3 separate regions of the Homo sapiens genome follow, and all the other regions are linked to region 1. A link is a loop called in an ENCODE intact Hi-C map of the cell type or tissue named here. Cell type or tissue: GM12878. All regions are shown on one strand. Each heading gives the region's core, and the rest is flanking DNA. Links, peaks and the distances in the headings are about the cores only.

Region 1 (5,233 bases), core at 749-4,748:
TAAGTCCCTGTCCTATGCGCTCTGTGATAAAGAACTATGAAGACCCTGTTTCTGTTCTCAATGTCATTTCAGTCTAGCAGACATGATGATGCCTGAGAGCTACTGTGGGGAAGGTAAGTGAGATGCACTGGCTGCTATGGGAGAGCTAAATATGCAATTGGAGTAGGCAGAGGGAAGGAAGTGATTGATTCTGATCACAGAAGGTACAGTAAAGTTTCACAAAAAAGGTAGTACCTTAGCAGAGGCCAGGCATGGTGGCTCATGCTTATAATCCCAGCACTCTGGGATGCCAGAGTGGGAGGAGCACTTCAGGCCAGGTGTATGAGACCCTGTCTCTACTTTAAAAAAAAAAAAAAAAAAGAAAAGAAAAAGAAAATTAGCTAGGCCTGGTGGCACCCAACCGTAATCCCAGCTATTCAGGAGGCTGAGGTGGGAGGATCACTGGAGCCCAGGAATTCAAGGCTGCAGTGAGCTATGATCAAACCACTGAACTCCAGCCTGAGTGACAGAGCGAGACCCTGTCTCTAAACAAAAATGTAATACCTTAGCATAGTTCAGAAGATGAAGAGGAGTTCCCCTCTTCATTACAAGAGTACAGGAGTAAAAGTACAAGAGTAAAAGGACATTACTCTAGTGAGAATGAACTGAAATGTGCAAAGGCACTAGTTGGCTTGCCAAAACATACATAGAAAAAAGATTTTTTGAAGGTAGTATAATCCAGAGCTTCAGCCTGCTGTGTGTCACCCAGCCTTTAGAGATGGCCTATTAAATAGGGTTGTCTCAACTTTGGGTTGTCAGTAGATGACCATTTCCCAGGAGCTGACAGCTGTGCTGTAGGACAAACAGACCATAATGGCATGGCTGGCATTCTTGAGTAACTTTAGTGAGAGGTTTTAGGGGGTGTGTTGGGGGTGTGGGGTCAGGGTCAGACATAGCTTTTTTGAACTCATACCAGCTCTGAAGATGCAAACCGCTTGGTTAAGTAGGGGCATCTAGAGCAAGTGGATGGTCCTTTTCATCATTGACAGAAGTTTGGGGCCTCTGTTTTGCATATGGTATAGCCTCACCTGAAAAATAAGAATCAGGGCTGGAGGTGGGCCAGGAAATGGGGAGGAACTGGGGGAATGTTAATTATGTTAATGAGGTAGGATGGAAGGGGATATTGGCTGGATCCTGAAGCCATTTGGAGACTTTGAAGCCTCTGGTTCCTGTGACATGCAGGGACTCGCCCAGTGCTACTGAGCCTTAAAGTTCCCTCAGTTCAAAAATACCTCCCCAACATTGCCTACAAAGTTTCTTTCAGCCACTCTGGCTTGTCAGATTTAAATGAGGTACCACATATAGAGCCTGGTCTTTAATAAGTGTTCAGGAGATGTTAGCTATTATCAGCATCATCTTCGTTGTTCTGCTTCACGGTCTACAAATTAGAGACTGATTGGTTCTCTAAGTTGTTCATACCTCAGTGTGATTAGGTTGAATGTTTGGAAACATTCGGCTTTTCCAAGGCTCTGGGGATTTTGAGGCAACTGCGTTGTAAAGTCTTAGAAAGACTGAATTTTGTAGGTAGACAGACCCTAATTAAAATGCAGGCTTTATGCTAGTTTTATGACCCAAAGTATGCTGGGACACCTCACTCTGTTCATCTTAAAATAAGGTTAATGACACTGACCTTGGAATGAAGATTAATGAAATAATTAAAATAGTGTATCAAAAGCACATAGCCAGTCCTGGCACATACTAGTGACTTAATCTCAGTTTCCTTCCTTTTGTCTGGGTGCCCTGAGGGGCAGTTTGGGTTCACACAGGGAAAGGCACAGGCCTGGGAAAGGACTTCTTTCTTGCCAAACCCAAGCGCTCTCTGCCTCTCCGCCGCCTCTCCCCACTTAGGCAGAGCTGGGCATGATCACCTAGACTAGTACTCCCACACACAGGAGTCACACTTACACAGCAGCAGCAGCTTGTGTTTACTTCTCATGGCCTGAGAATCATTGGCTGGTTCTTCTGTCTTCCACACTAGACTGTAGGTTGCTTGTGGCCTAGGCAGTGATTTTCTCTCCAGTTCTCTGGTACCTGACCAAGTGTGTGCTGTGCTAGGTACTCAGTAGATGTCCCTACGGATGTGTGTGGGCAGAGACAGTTTTGGTGATGTATAGCCACTTACCTTTGAAACCTTTCAGAAAAAAAGAACAGATTGTGAGAGTAGATATGAGAGGAGAACACTTAGAAAAAGCTTAGCCCCCACTCTGTTAAAGGTGGTAAAGTTAGCATGATCTCAGCAGAATGGTCCTTTTTTTGCTGAGAATAGTGCATTCTGAACTCTTCTTGGTTCCTCAAGTGTTAAGTCCAAGTGTGTATTTCACCCTCATTTGAAGATCCTTCATCTGTTGCAGAAAATTGTCTCAGCTCTGCCTCCCACTTCACTTTTCTGTGCCACTCTTCGGCTGTGAATGTCTGCATGGGTACCACCGATTTGTGATGAGCAGGCTGTATATCGCCTCTAAGCTGGTGGTTCCCTGTGAGCAGTGTTCTTCACTGCTGTGTCACATGCAGCAGAACACAAACCTGACAGCCACATCGTGTGGTCATTGATGTATGCAAAGGAGCAGCAGGAGGTTCTCCACCTGGGTCTGGGAAACTCCCCCCACAAGGGTTTTGGATGTGTGTCACGAACCTGAAACTGTGTGGGAAATTGTGTGCATATGTTCATAAATATATTCCTCTTGTGAGAGAGTCCATAGTTTACATTAGTTTCTGAAATATTTTCATGATCCTTAAAATTTTTTTTAAAAAAAAAAACAACAAAAAACCACTCATTTAGAAATTTTCCAAATATGTGTAAATTACAGTTTGTGTTTTTGTTAGCTAGGAGATATTTTTATGCTCCCTTGATTTCCAGGTGTGAGCTACAGGTTGGGTAGCCAGAGAGCTCTGGATCACAGTCTGCCGTGAGCATTGCTTACACTTAGCCCTCAGAGTTTTCACTGAATCCTTCTGAGCTTCATTTTATTTTTCTTCTGTTAATTTAGGTTTATAATGCCCTTTTGTCTACAGGAATGTTGCATAGTAAAGAGATCACAGGTGTGCAGGTGTTTTATCAACTGTCAAGTGCTGTACAATTGTGTGATGCAAGTATTCCTATTAAAAATGTATCATGTCTCAGCTGGGCATGGTGGCTCACGCCTATAATCCCAACACTTTGGGAGGCTGAGGCGAGTGGATCACGAGGTCAGGAGATCGAGACCATCCTGGCTAACACGGTGAAAGGCCGTCTCTACTACAAATAAAAAAAATTAGCTGGGCGTGGTGGCAGGCGCCTGTAATCCCAGCTACTCGGGAGGCTGAGGCAGGAGAATGGCGTGAACCTGAGAGGCAGAGCTTGCAGTGAGCCGAGATCACACCACTGCACTCCAGCCTGGGTGACAGAGCGAGACTCTGTCTCAAAAAAAGAAAAAGTGTCATGTCTCATGTCACACAGTATTGAGGACATGGTAGGCAGTCAATAAATAAGTGATTAAAATGAACATGGAAAGGGTTTATTGAAGTGAGAGGGCTAGAGGTTTTAAGACACTGGTGTCTGTGTACCTTGCAGATTCTGTGGAGAACCTAGTATTCAGGCCTAGAACATAGCTTAGGGCTATTAGAGGAACTGATTTTCAAGGAATGTTAAAAGTAGAAATGACCTTCGAGACCTTAAGTGTATTTGTTTTATTTTATGGAAGACACTGAGACTTAGAGAGACAGAGGCTATCCGATTTATTTCAGAAGGGCTTGAGACTCTTCCTCATCACTTTTAATAGTGGCCAAAAAAAGACCCTCTTTGCCTTCATATTATCAACATGTTGTCTTACCTTTTTAAAACAGCACAGAATTCACCACATGGTCTTAATTCTCTTTTTGGGGCTACTCACAGGCCTGTAATTCTGGAGTATACTGATGCTATTACTGGACACTGGCACAGTGCACTGTAAAAACTTGGAATTTCTGGAGCCCTTCCTTCTTGGAGTGTTCTCTTAGACATCATGTCAGACCACTAGGTGGAAAGCATTGCCACCATTCTTAACTGTACTGAGACTCAGAGAGGTTACTGTGACTTGTCCAAGTCACAGAACTCAGTGTCCAAAGCAGAATGAAAATTCAGGTGTTCTAATTTTCTATTCTCTTAACCGTTAGATTCTAAATGTTCTCATCAGACCCCCTCCCTGCCGCCAGTAGGCGACAAAACAGTAACCTAGAAATTTTTTTTCTTAGTGTATATATTTATATATATATATATATATAAATTTGTCTATGATCTAATCTTTCCACCTAAAGAATTTGCGATAGAATATTTAACCATTGCTTTATAATGAATGTTACTTAATTAAATATTACTTCAAGAATTGGCTTCTTTTTTGGTAATTGCATTACTTTTTTGAGGAGAGGTTTTGTTTTGCTTTTTAACCTGGTTGTGTGCATTTGGAAACCACCCTAACACAGGGTATCCAAAAGCAGAAAATACTGGCACTTTTCCCCCTTTCCATCCTTCCTCTTGTATGGATGCCAGAATCCTTTGGGAAATCATCATTTACAAAAGTCAGGAGCAAAAGGAGGGGCATTCTTTAGTGTACAGTCACTGCTAATTGGAAACTAAACATCTGTAACCATGTCAGAGTTATTTGTATTTGAAAAGAAACATTTATATACAAGAGCCCTTTCGGTAACATAAAACACAGTGTAACACAAAGTGTGTGTGTTGGAGAGGTCGGGGACAGACAGAAGGGGAAGCTTCCAACAAATGACTGCCTTACTAAGTGAGGTCATTTGCTAATTAAATTTCAAAACATTTTCAGAGTTGTTTTTTGTTTTTTTGTTTTTTTGTTTTTTGGTCAAATGAAGTTTCTCCCCGACCCCCACCCTTACCATTTCCTATAGGCCAAAGCAAACATTTTTCTGCATTTGCCAATTACAGATTAAACATTTAATCACTTAAAAAGAATAAGTGAGAAAATGGATGAGTTTTGGGAACTGTCCAGGATGAGTTGTGGGAACTGTCCAGCTACCTACTGTAACCATAGCTCTCTGCTTTCCCACAGATAATGTGAGGTGACCTCTTCTCCATCCTGAAACTATGTGCTGCTGGACCTACCCAATAGACGTAACTGTCTTGGGGGAAAAAGACACATTTTTTTTAAACACCCCATACTTCTTTTTCCTCTTCCCCTGCCTCCCCCAACACCATGATGAAATTCTGCTC
Region 2 (5,233 bases), core at 672-4,671, 60 kb before region 1:
TCTTCAATTCTGGGTCTTTGCCGGCAGGGTTTTTTCCCCCTGTTCTTGTCATGCCAACAGTTGCATATTTCTGGCAAAATGTTCGTTACTGGCTAGGGGTGCTCAAGAAATCTTTTGCTAGAGAATTAAGCAAGCAGAAGTCTGTCAAAACAAATATTCTAGTTTGAAAATACAGTCCTGCGGGGGAAGCAGGAGGAGTGGATAGTGGAGGAGGCCAGGGCGTGTTCTGAGGCTGAGTATTTATTTCATAAGAATTCTGTGTTCTGAAAGACTGTTGTTTGTAGGAATGCCGGAGGAAGCGGGATTGTGGTACATTAAATGTACTGATGAGCAAGATTTTTCTGGGGAATTTTGGTTTGTTCTTGTGCTTGTTATGTAGCTCATGTGATGACAGCCTTTGCCGAGAGTGATACATTTTGCTAACAAATAGCCTTCTTAACTTAATTCAAGAGGCATTTAACAAAACTTATTAGTTTACATGGAAAAAAACCCAGGCCCAAGGATACTAAACACACATAAACAAAGATGCACATAAATACCAGTCCACTTCATAAGCATTTATTTGGCTAGGAATGCCAACATTATACAATTCCAATCTTGAAAGTATTCATTGATTGATTCAAAAAAGTAAAACTTGTTTTTCCTTCTACTTCTTTTTTGTTACTTTTTTTTTTAAGTTACTTGTTTTATAGATGAGTAAGAGTATTAATGGATAGAAGCAAAAGTTTTAGATTCCTTTGTTATATAGTTGCTCAAAGCTACTATTATAGAAGTTGCTCTTCAAGTTGGAGAAACATAGGCTGACATTTTTGGTTTTACCCACTGGGATGGGAGTAGGTGCTAACCATATTAAGCCTCACGGATGAAAACTGTTGCATACAAAAGTGGATTTATTTCTTCTACAGAATTTTCTGACCATATATCAATATACAACTGAGATTTTGTGAGATAACTATAAATAAAATATACTACCTTATAATATTGTTGTAAATGATCTTACATAGTAGAATGTATTAGTAATAAAGCTCTCAAAATAACTAATAAAATAGAGATCAGTTTATTCTTAGCTTCTTCCGGCAAATTTTAAACTTGCTACTGTAAGCAATTCAAGGAGCACATGCCTGTGTCTGGAGCACTGAGAGGAAACCATCCTGCTCTTTCCTTCCCTGATTTCATATACTTTAGTTATTGGAAGAAAGATTAATTAATGTAAAATTTCTTTACTTTTAGTAATTCAAAAGAATAAAAATTTTTTGAGGGCTTGAAAAGATCGTGGTGCACCATTGGCACCATTGGAATTTGCCTTTAGTAAATGTAACATTTGTTTTCTAAAGAATTATAACAACATACTTAAATTCCAGAACAGTAAGCAAAATAGCTTAAGTTCACTGACTTGAAAAAACATTCTTTTATACTGCACGATTCTAAAATAAATACTTAAAAGAAACAGAGAGCAAGCCATTCTATCTTGGATTTCATTTTCCTTCAGATAGAACAGCTAGAACAAACATTCTTGCTAGTTAACATTGCCTGTGTTTTTATGAAGTTAATAACTGACCTGTCAATCACGCCCTATATAAATACGGTAGTTGAATGCTTTCTGCTTTAGAAGCACTTTTATTTACAAGAGCTGCCAGCCAAGATTTCCAAAGGACTCCACGGGCTGTTTGCTTTGATCTGTTTTGAGGGCTGGTCTCTTTATACCTGTTGGTTTGCTCTTTCTGATACCTTTGTGTAATCAGGTATGGGGAGAGCAGATGTGCAGAATAAACACATCTTAAGGGAACCAAGTCTCAAGAGAAATCAAGTAATTATGAATGAACAGCTCTAAAAAAGAGAGAGAGAATATTTTCTTAAATCAACTTAGTTGCTGTTATGACCAAAGAACAGATGTTGTGGTGTTCACCCCAGAGAAGCAAGAGATTTTCCCTTAAACCTCAGCTTATAATGAATGGAAGTGGTATGTGTATCCCTCACCCTCAAACTGTTGCTGTCCTTTAAATTTGTAAATTGCTGAGATGTTGCAGCTCTTCTCAGTTGACTTTTGCCTTTGACCTTTTCTCATTTGCTTCTTCCCTAGGAAATGTTAACCACATGTCTCTGCCCAAATAATTGAGTCTCTGTGAGAGTGTTTACCTTTATATTTTGAACTGGAAATGCCTTTTAGTATTTAAGACAATTTTCCAAAAAAGATGGCTTTTTGTTTTGTGATTTTGATTTGGAGTTCTCCCTCAACACTGAGGGAGAACGGAAAGCCAAATTCATCTTTGTATCCCCGCAAATGGCAACCATAGGGCACAGTGTATAAGAGAATGATAGAAATGAAGAGAAACCAAAATTCTTTGGTCTTCCTTCCAAAATGGCCTATTCTGAGTTTAGTTTATTTCACTTTTCAATTAAATGTTGCCCTAATCATTTCCATATATTACATTTAAATATCACTTTTCTCTAGGAATCTGAATGTTTGAACATATTAGAGGTTGTTACCTTCTATTTTAGTTTGAAATTGAAACATCAAACCAAAAGGTAGCCTCCCCTGTTTTTTTAAACTAGAAATGTTTACCTTGACTTTACAGTCCTTTAGGAGAGCCTGATTTAGAGATTTTCAGGCACTAGAAGTTCACCTTACTATTTCAGGAAATTCTCTTTATACTTTTCAAATGGCTTTCATGGACATTTTTTGGTCAGCGCCTTCCCCTTTTGTGACACTGGCAGGAATCTTAGAGTTTCTGTGGAAAGATGCCTGAACGTTACCCATGGTTTGGAAAGCAGGTGTTTTATTAACCAGAGTTTTCTCCTTTGTTGCTCTAACATTTTCAAAATCTAGTATCTTAAAATGTTATTTGGTTCCTTATTTATGGTTTTAAAATTCTGGCATCTCTATAGTAATCAACAAAGTATAAAATGCAGCCCGAAATCCCCTTGATTCAGCAGCCTTCCTCAGATACTCACTTGCCAGAGTAAAATTATTTGGTAAATGTTAAGGTAGATTAAAGCTTGGGTTTAAACTCTGTTCCCTCTGGGCACCTTTTGGGGGTCAGAGGTGGTAAAGCTGTGGTATTGCCTGGAGCCAGTGCAAACTAACACCGTTGTGTTGCCTGTGTGAAGGCAGAAACCTCTAAGGGATGTGAAACTGCCAAAATTACATTTGAACATTTTCAGGCCTTTGATTGCAGAACCTTTGCTGAAAGCAGTAGTGCAGGGTAGCCAGAGATCAGGCCAGAGAAGCAAGGAGGAGTAAACTTGGATCGGCCATGCCACAGATACTAGGGGAGAAACTGCCTCTCCAAACGATGCACAAGGGACAACTCTGAAGGTCCATGGGACTGCTGAGTTAGCAGATTAGCTGAGTCCCCTCCAGTATTTTCATTTTGCATTCATCCAGGGCTCAAACCTATAATTAAATTTTCTGAACAAAGACTCTATTAACCCAGACCATCCAGATTGATGACTAACAGCTCTTCCTTCCAGGTACATAAGGAAATCTGTAATGCTTAAAGCAAAATAAAGACCCTAGTCAGGTTTGGGGGAGGGCAAAGTCAGGGAGTGGATGTAGTTAGGACTGGGTTTACCTTTCAAAAATCATTTTTTAGTACTTAAAATGGACCTTTCAATGGTTCCTGCACTTACTCAAGTGTATGTGATTTACTGAATGATCTAAAACTTAGTCACAGGGATTTTAATTTAGATATCTATGAAAATGTGTTGGTTTTTAAACTTTTGGCACATTGTTTAAAAATTCTCTCTTTAATATTTTGTGTGGGCAGTGTAGACTTAGGTGAAACTTTTCAGCACAGACCCAGACACAGTTCATTATGTTACTCCTATGCCAAAACTTCAAGTAGCTTTCCAGTGTTTGAGAAATAAGGTTCAAATTCATTAGCTTGGCATTTGAGGCCTTCCACAGTCCAGCCTACTTTCTACGAGAGGTTTTTGCTCTAGCCTTGGCTGTTGTCCCCAGCAAACCTTATACACCTCTGCCTCAACAGTGTCCTTGTGCCATCCCCTTCTCCACTGACTTTTCTCCTCCTCCTACAGCCTCCCCACACTCCTGGGACAGGTGAATCCTAACTGTTCTGCAATGCCAAGCTTCACCTAGAATACTTTAGGACCTCTGCTTTTCCAAATCTGTCAACATCCTGGTTAATCCCACCTCTTGTGAAACTGGCTTTCCTGGAGCATTCCTCTGTGGGCTCTCCCCCACCAGTTTGGCCTCCAGAGCAATGTTATACCACGTCTATGGCTCTTACCACGCCAACCCTTCATTTGTGGTTGGTTTTTGTGTTTTTGTTTTCCCATTCATTTCTGTCTTGTTTTGTAAACTTGATAAAGTTCCTTGAGGCTTAGAATTGTATCTTTTATGTACGAGTGTCCTCCAGAGCACTTAACATAATGTTTAATATATATCTGTCAGTTGTTTGATTGATTGGTGCATGTCTCAGGCCCAGGGCTTGATGTCTTTGCAGTCTCTAAAGACAGCGAGCTATTTTCAGAACCACTGAGTACCTTTGTACCAGGTTTATTTTTTGGCTTTTCAACTTGGTAGTGGAGATGTTAGGCCCAGTTCTGTCCAGAAAATGTATTTTCCAAATCTTTGCATGGACAGAATAGTGTTACAGTCACAGTCTGGAGCAGTTTCACCTGGGTACTGCCAACTCTTTCTTATGCTGACTGGCTGACCCATGTGGAAGTGTTCCTCAGATCTCATTTCAGCTTTCTGGCTTACTTTTTTTTTTTTTTTTTTTTTTTTTTTTTATTAAGAGAAAGCTTGTTTCTAAGATCCTTTTGGGAGCAAAGGCAAGTAAGTATTCATTAAATGTTTACTTTCTTGACTTTAATTCACTTCAGCAGATGATAACTCAGGTGGGATTATGCCTTGACAGTGATCTGACAAGGTCCTTGTTCAGGGTAGTTACTGACTTTTCCAGTATCAACCTTCTAGATACAGCATGAAGCCAACATCCTTGTGTCTGAACTATATAAGGAACTGGCTTTCTTTTAATTTTATGTGTTTTGAGTTTGAGGAAGATGCATATTTTGCCAAGATGTGGCTTTTGAGACTTCCGTGCTGAACTCATTTGGTCTGAAAACTACTGATAAAATTTCTACTTTTGCAAACTTGTTTTTTTGTTTTTGTTTTTAAAAAGTAGGCAAACTCAGTTTTTTAAAAAACAAGTCTACAGTAGTGAATGCCCTAACTGACACAGCATGCTTTGGCTTCTGGAAGCTTGGG
Region 3 (5,233 bases), core at 672-4,671, 110 kb after region 1:
TGGGTAGGAAGGATAGGGAAATGGTACCTGGAGATGATAGTACTGTGCTCTTATTATTATTAGATTGTTATGAGATTCGGTTTTTAGACATTGAAACAGAGATGACACAGAGGTTGAAGATCCCAGCTGCCCAGGGTTTCCCCCACTGCTTTATAAAGATACTGCCTGGCTGGGCTCAGTGGCTCCCACCTGTAATCCCAGCACTTTGGGAGGCCGAGGCGGGCAGATCACCTGAGGTCAGGAGTTTGAGACCAGCCTGGGCAACATGGTGAAACCCTGTCTCTACTAAAAATACAAAAATTAGCTGGGTGTGGTGGCGTGTGCCTGTATTTCCAGCTACTCTGGAGGCTGAGACAGGAGAATTACTTGTACCGGGGAGGCGAAGGTTGCAGTGAGCCAATATTGTGCCACTGCACTCCAGCCTGGGTGACCGAGGGAGATTCTGTCTCCAAAAAAATAAAAAAATAAAAAGATGCCTCCTGGTGAGCTGGGAATTCTGCAGTGTCTGAGTTAAGAGTAGCGGTATGGCCGGGCACGGTGGCTCACGCTGTAATCCCAGCACTTTGGGAGGCTGAGGCGAGCAGATCACGAGGTCAGGAGTTCGAAACCAGCCTGTCCAGCATGGCAAAACCCTGTCTCTACTAAATATACAAAAATTAGCCAGGCGTGGTGGCATGCTCCTGTAATCCCAGCTACTCAGGAGGCTGAGGCAGGAGAATCACTTGAACCCTGGAGGTGGAGGTTGCAGTGAGCCGAGATCGCACCACTGCACTCCTGCCTGGGCGACAGAGCGAGACTCCATCTCAAAAAAAAAAAAAAAAAAACAGTAGAGGTTTGTCTGCAGCCCCAGATGGTGGCCTCCCTGGGGTCCCATCATGTTGGAGCCCAAGTCCAGTCCCCATTTTGCCCCCTGTGACAGACTTTGAAACAATTTGATGTGTTACATAAATACTCTATATTTTTAAATCTCGAATTATTGCAAGTCTATGCAAATTTTCAATTTCAAATAAATTTTTCTGTTACCTGAATGTTTTACATATGCATTATGTTTATGTTAGTTTTCTAGAAGTCAGCAGAGTTCTCTGAGTTATAATGAGATGATAAATATAAACGGTGTTTTATTAGCTATAAATGCGTATCACTTAAATGCTGTCTGGTAAGCCAATCCAGGATAAACTTGTTAACATCTTGGGTACAGTTGTCAGGATTTATCAGAGAATGCTATGAATATAATATCTAAATTTTGGCAAGGCATTTGGTGAAGTCTGTCATAAGTTCTTGTAGATAAAACTTCATGGACAGAATGATACAATTAAGAGGATTCATAAGTGGGGGATGACTCAAACCGAAGAGGGCTAGTTAATGAATTAGTGAGAGCCTGGAAGAGCGTTTGAGGCAAGGGCCAGCAGGGAGCCTGCTCACCAAAGGCCTCCACCCTCCAGCTTGCCCACATTTTTAGTAATTATTTGATTTTGGGCATTTAGGCATTCCTGTGAAATTGAAGTTTGCCAACTACTTTGTATGCGTTTTTGAGATAGGGTCTCACTTTGTCGCCCAGGCTGGAATGCAGTGTCAGCATCCTGGCTCACTGCATCCTCAACCTCCTGGGCTCAAGTGATCCCCCACCCAGCTGACTTTTTATTTTTTGTAGAAATAGATTTTCACAGTGTTGTCCAGGCTGGTCTCAAACTCCTGGGCTCAAGCAGTCCTCCCACCTTGGGCTCCCAAAATGTTGGGATTACAGGCATGAGCCACCACGCCCAGCTGGTTTACCCAATTTCTATTAGATGATGAACATGTGTGAAGAACTGGGTGCTGGGAGGTACCCGAGACTCCTACCCTAGTCCGCACCCTCATTCCCTAGTCCTGCCAGTTTTATCCCTTCAGTGTTTTTTTTTCTTTCTTTTTTGCCTTTTTAAATGATCACCTTGGCTTCAGACCTTCAGCGTTTCTTAAACCCACCTTCTCCTGATTCCTTCTGAACTTAAGGCCCTCGTCATTTATTTCTCTCCTGGACTACGGTGCAGTAGTGTTGTAACTGGTCTCCCTGCCTCTAATATTGCCTCCTCAACGATAAGAGCACTTCAGTGAAAATGGGCCCCTGACCTTACTGCTTAAAATAACCCCCCAGTGGCATTCCGTTGCATACAGAACTAGCTGCTTCACATTGTCTAGGAGGCTTTCTGTACTCTAGCCACATTTCTTCCCTAGCCTCATCTCCTGCCCTTTCCCACCTCAAATTTTATGCTCCAGTGTTATGGGATGGCCTGTAGTTCCCCACATGGTCCGTTCTGTTTCATGCCTTTGTTGAGCCTTTGCTCAGCTGGTTCCCCTGCCTTTGGTGGTGCTAACACATTGTCACCTGTCTTCCTCTTTGAGGCCTAGGTTATCATTTGTACCACTATATTGGAATTATGTGTTCATGCATTTCTCTTTCTCAAACTAGACTGACTATAAACTCCTTAAGGGCAGTGATCTTATTTAGCTCCTAGCACATAGTAAGCAGGCAATAAGTTTTTGGTTTTTTTATTTTTTTAATCAGAACTGAGAATATGAAAAGATCTCGGCAAATGAAAGGTAGACCATAAAACTTAACAGGAGGATAAAATTTAACAGGGATATACTTGGGCTTAAAATAAACAAAGAAAACACATCTTGGCTTAAGTACTGAGTACAAAGTGGGAGAAAGATGACTCACCACCATCAGTAGACCACGTCAAAAAAGAAGGGCTGTGGTTTCAGTTGACTTTGTGCTCCATATGAGTCAACAGTGTGATGCAACTCCAGTTCAGAACAGAGAAAGTAATAGTCCTGCGGGTCAAACCATGCAGGAGATTTGTGATCCAGCCTATTGGCCATCCTTTAAGAGAGGGTGAGGCATGTCCACAGGAAAGCAGCTAGAATAATGAGAGACAGTGACCCCATCATTTGAGGAAGGAAGTAGGAATGTTTCATCTGGAGAAGACAGAGGGGACACAAGAATTGTAATCAAATGTCTAAAGAGCTGTCATTGGGAGCCTCAAAATGTAGCATTAGGCCAGTGAGTAGAAACACAAAAAGAACTTTTTGACAATTAGATCTACTAACAATGGAATAAGCTGTCTCATGAGCTCCAGGGTACTGTAGGGTTCAACCAAGAGCTTCTGGGAAAGGGTGTTACAGAGGGGAGCTTCACCCCTGAAGGAAGTTTATACTAGATGTCCTCTTCTCATGGTCAGCTTTGAGGCTCGGTGATAAGAGGTCACTGAGTTCGTATTTATTGAATGTTGAGGAGGGGTGCCAGGAACGCATTTTCTAATAGTAATGCCTTTGTGCCCCTGTTGGAAAAATTATACATTACCTAAATGGAAATTGTTGTGGACTAGAAGTCTGAACCTTAGAGGGCCACTCACTTATGACAGTGTTTGAAATCTGCTTATGGGAGACATCTGATGGCCTCACGCAGTGGATTCAGTCTTCATTCTTTCATGTCCTTTTGTGGAAATTTAAAGTGATTATCTCTTTCCCTTTTGCTTTTTTTGCTTCTTAGTTCTGGAGAGTCTTGGCTTCTGGGAGGAAGTCAGAGGGATTATCTCAGGATCAGAGCTGATAACGGGATTCCCTTGGGCCTTCAAGGTGCCAGGCCTGCCCCAGTACCTCCAGAGCCTCACCAGACTAGCCATTGCTGCAGTGTGGGCCGCGGCAGCCAAGAGTGGAGAGCGGGAGACGAATGTCCCCATCTCTTTCTCTCAGCTGTTAGAATCTGCCTTCCCTGAAGTGCGCTCACTAACACTGGAAGCCCTCTTGGAAAAGTTCTTAGCAGCAGCCTCTGGACTTGGAGAGAAGGGCGTGCCACCCTTGCTGTGCAACATGGGAGAGAAGTTCTTATTGTTGGCCATGAAGGAAAATCACCCAGAATGCTTCTGCAAGGTAAAGTCTCCAACGTACTGACTGGCCCTTTACACTCCCCACATTCTTTTGTGAGCCACTGGAATGGTAGGATCATGAAGGCAAGATTGGGTTTAGGCTCTCCAGGGGCAATAGGAAGTAGATTCGGCAGCCAGTGGATAAGGACTCTCTTTTTATGGTGGTTGGCATGGCGTCATACCTGGTAGGGCACCAAGAAAAGCTTTTGATGATAGGAGTATTGATGGCAGAGATTAACCAAAGACAGAGCAAACCACTTTGGGATGTTTAGGAAACAGATCATTAAAAATTCACTGTAGAGTGTGTCAGAGGTAGTCTTTGCTGACATGGCTATTTCAGGGCAGTTGGCCACCTGGGAAGCATAATCAAAAGGAAAGGGCACTGGCCTAAAATCAGGGCATCTGGCTCCCATCCCAAGTCACTAGAGGCCCTCTGGTTAGTCATTGCATCACTCTGCCTCAGTCTCCCAAAGGTATTATGGGGGAAATAAGAAGTCAGTGGGAGCCTTTTGAAAGGTAGACCTCTTGTTGATACAATTGATTATCATGTAACATCTAGAGACATCTCCCTGAGTATTTATTTCTCTTTTTTGTGTGCGGATTTGGCTTACACAGATACTGAAAATTCTCCACTGCATGGACCCTGGTGAGTGGCTTCCCCAGACGGAGCACTGTGTCCATCTGACCCCAAAGGAGTTCTTGATCTGGACGATGGATATTGCTTCCAATGAAAGGTTTGCCCCCAAAACCTCCTGTGCAACCTTGGTAAGATGTATGGTCCCATCAGTCATTATGTAATGAACTTGCACACAATCCTGCCCTCAGGTCTCAGGTCCTGTATTTCATTCTAAACCTCAGCCTAAGAGTTCTAAACTCAAGCAATAGAATGATGTCAGTGATTTGCATTAATAACCAAAAGGTAATTGCTTCCGGAGGCATTTTTGTAACCAGGAGGTAGAGATTTTCAGTATTCACCTCTGCATGGATTACAGACTATCTGCAAAAACCGGTGTATGAAATATGTCTGATTGTAATTTTGTGTTGTTTTTTTGTTTGTTTATTTTTCTAGATCTGAAATTCAGAGTGTAGCTCTGAGACTTGCTTCCAAAGTCATTTCCCACCACATGCAGACATGTGTGGAGGTAAGGCTGGTTCTGATCTTGTTCCGGGACCTAGGATTTTTTGTTCTCATTTACTCAGAAGATGTCAGTAAAAGTGAACAGTCTTAGCAGGCAGAACCCCTGTGATATGTGTATGTAACATCTACAGAAATATTGTTCGTGCTGGTTTTTCAATTCGAGTATAACTTCAAAAGACTTCTTTGGACA

Evidence for each region. A loop is a pair of places that touch in the nucleus more often than their neighbours do. Peaks named below come from ENCODE experiments on the same cell type or tissue, not always from the same donor. Only the 100,000 strongest peaks of a DNase experiment are listed, where the experiment ranks them.
Region 2: a loop joins it to region 1, with 3 times the contacts of the local background. A loop is called at or near these places in 15 of 110 quality-filtered maps.
Region 3: it touches region 1 in a loop (4-fold over the local background); 6 of 110 quality-filtered maps call a loop at or near these places.

What each region holds. Positions count from the first base shown.
Region 1 is chr2:43,399,503-43,404,735 of GRCh38, reverse strand. The region is part of intron 28 of THADA (THADA armadillo repeat containing); the gene reads left to right. Among named protein-coding and RNA genes, the nearest start is that of LINC01126, 170 kb to the right of the region's middle. RefSeq lists enhancers at 2,263-2,452, 2,533-2,782. In GM12878, for the core only: no CTCF peak of the experiment used is centred there; DNase peaks (open chromatin) are centred at 1,304, 2,065 and 2,565; H3K4me3 peaks cover 1,434 bases; H3K27ac peaks cover 3,562 bases.
Region 2 is chr2:43,459,761-43,464,993 of GRCh38, reverse strand. The region is part of intron 26 of THADA (THADA armadillo repeat containing); the gene reads left to right. Among named protein-coding and RNA genes, the nearest start is that of THADA, 130 kb to the left of the region's middle. RefSeq lists enhancers at 3,008-3,067, 3,218-3,407. In GM12878, for the core only: no CTCF peak of the experiment used is centred there; a DNase peak (open chromatin) is centred at 3,143; H3K4me3 peaks cover 406 bases; H3K27ac peaks cover 2,253 bases.
Region 3 is chr2:43,291,510-43,296,742 of GRCh38, reverse strand. THADA (THADA armadillo repeat containing) reads left to right here. Exons shown (of 38, transcript NM_022065.5): 32 at 3,530-3,909; 33 at 4,521-4,639; 34 at 4,975-5,047. Among named protein-coding and RNA genes, the nearest start is that of LINC01126, 67 kb to the right of the region's middle. RefSeq lists a silencer at 3,139-3,433 and an enhancer at 2,710-3,909. In GM12878, for the core only: no CTCF peak of the experiment used is centred there; DNase peaks (open chromatin) are centred at 1,306 and 2,742; H3K4me3 peaks cover 427 bases; H3K27ac peaks cover 2,031 bases.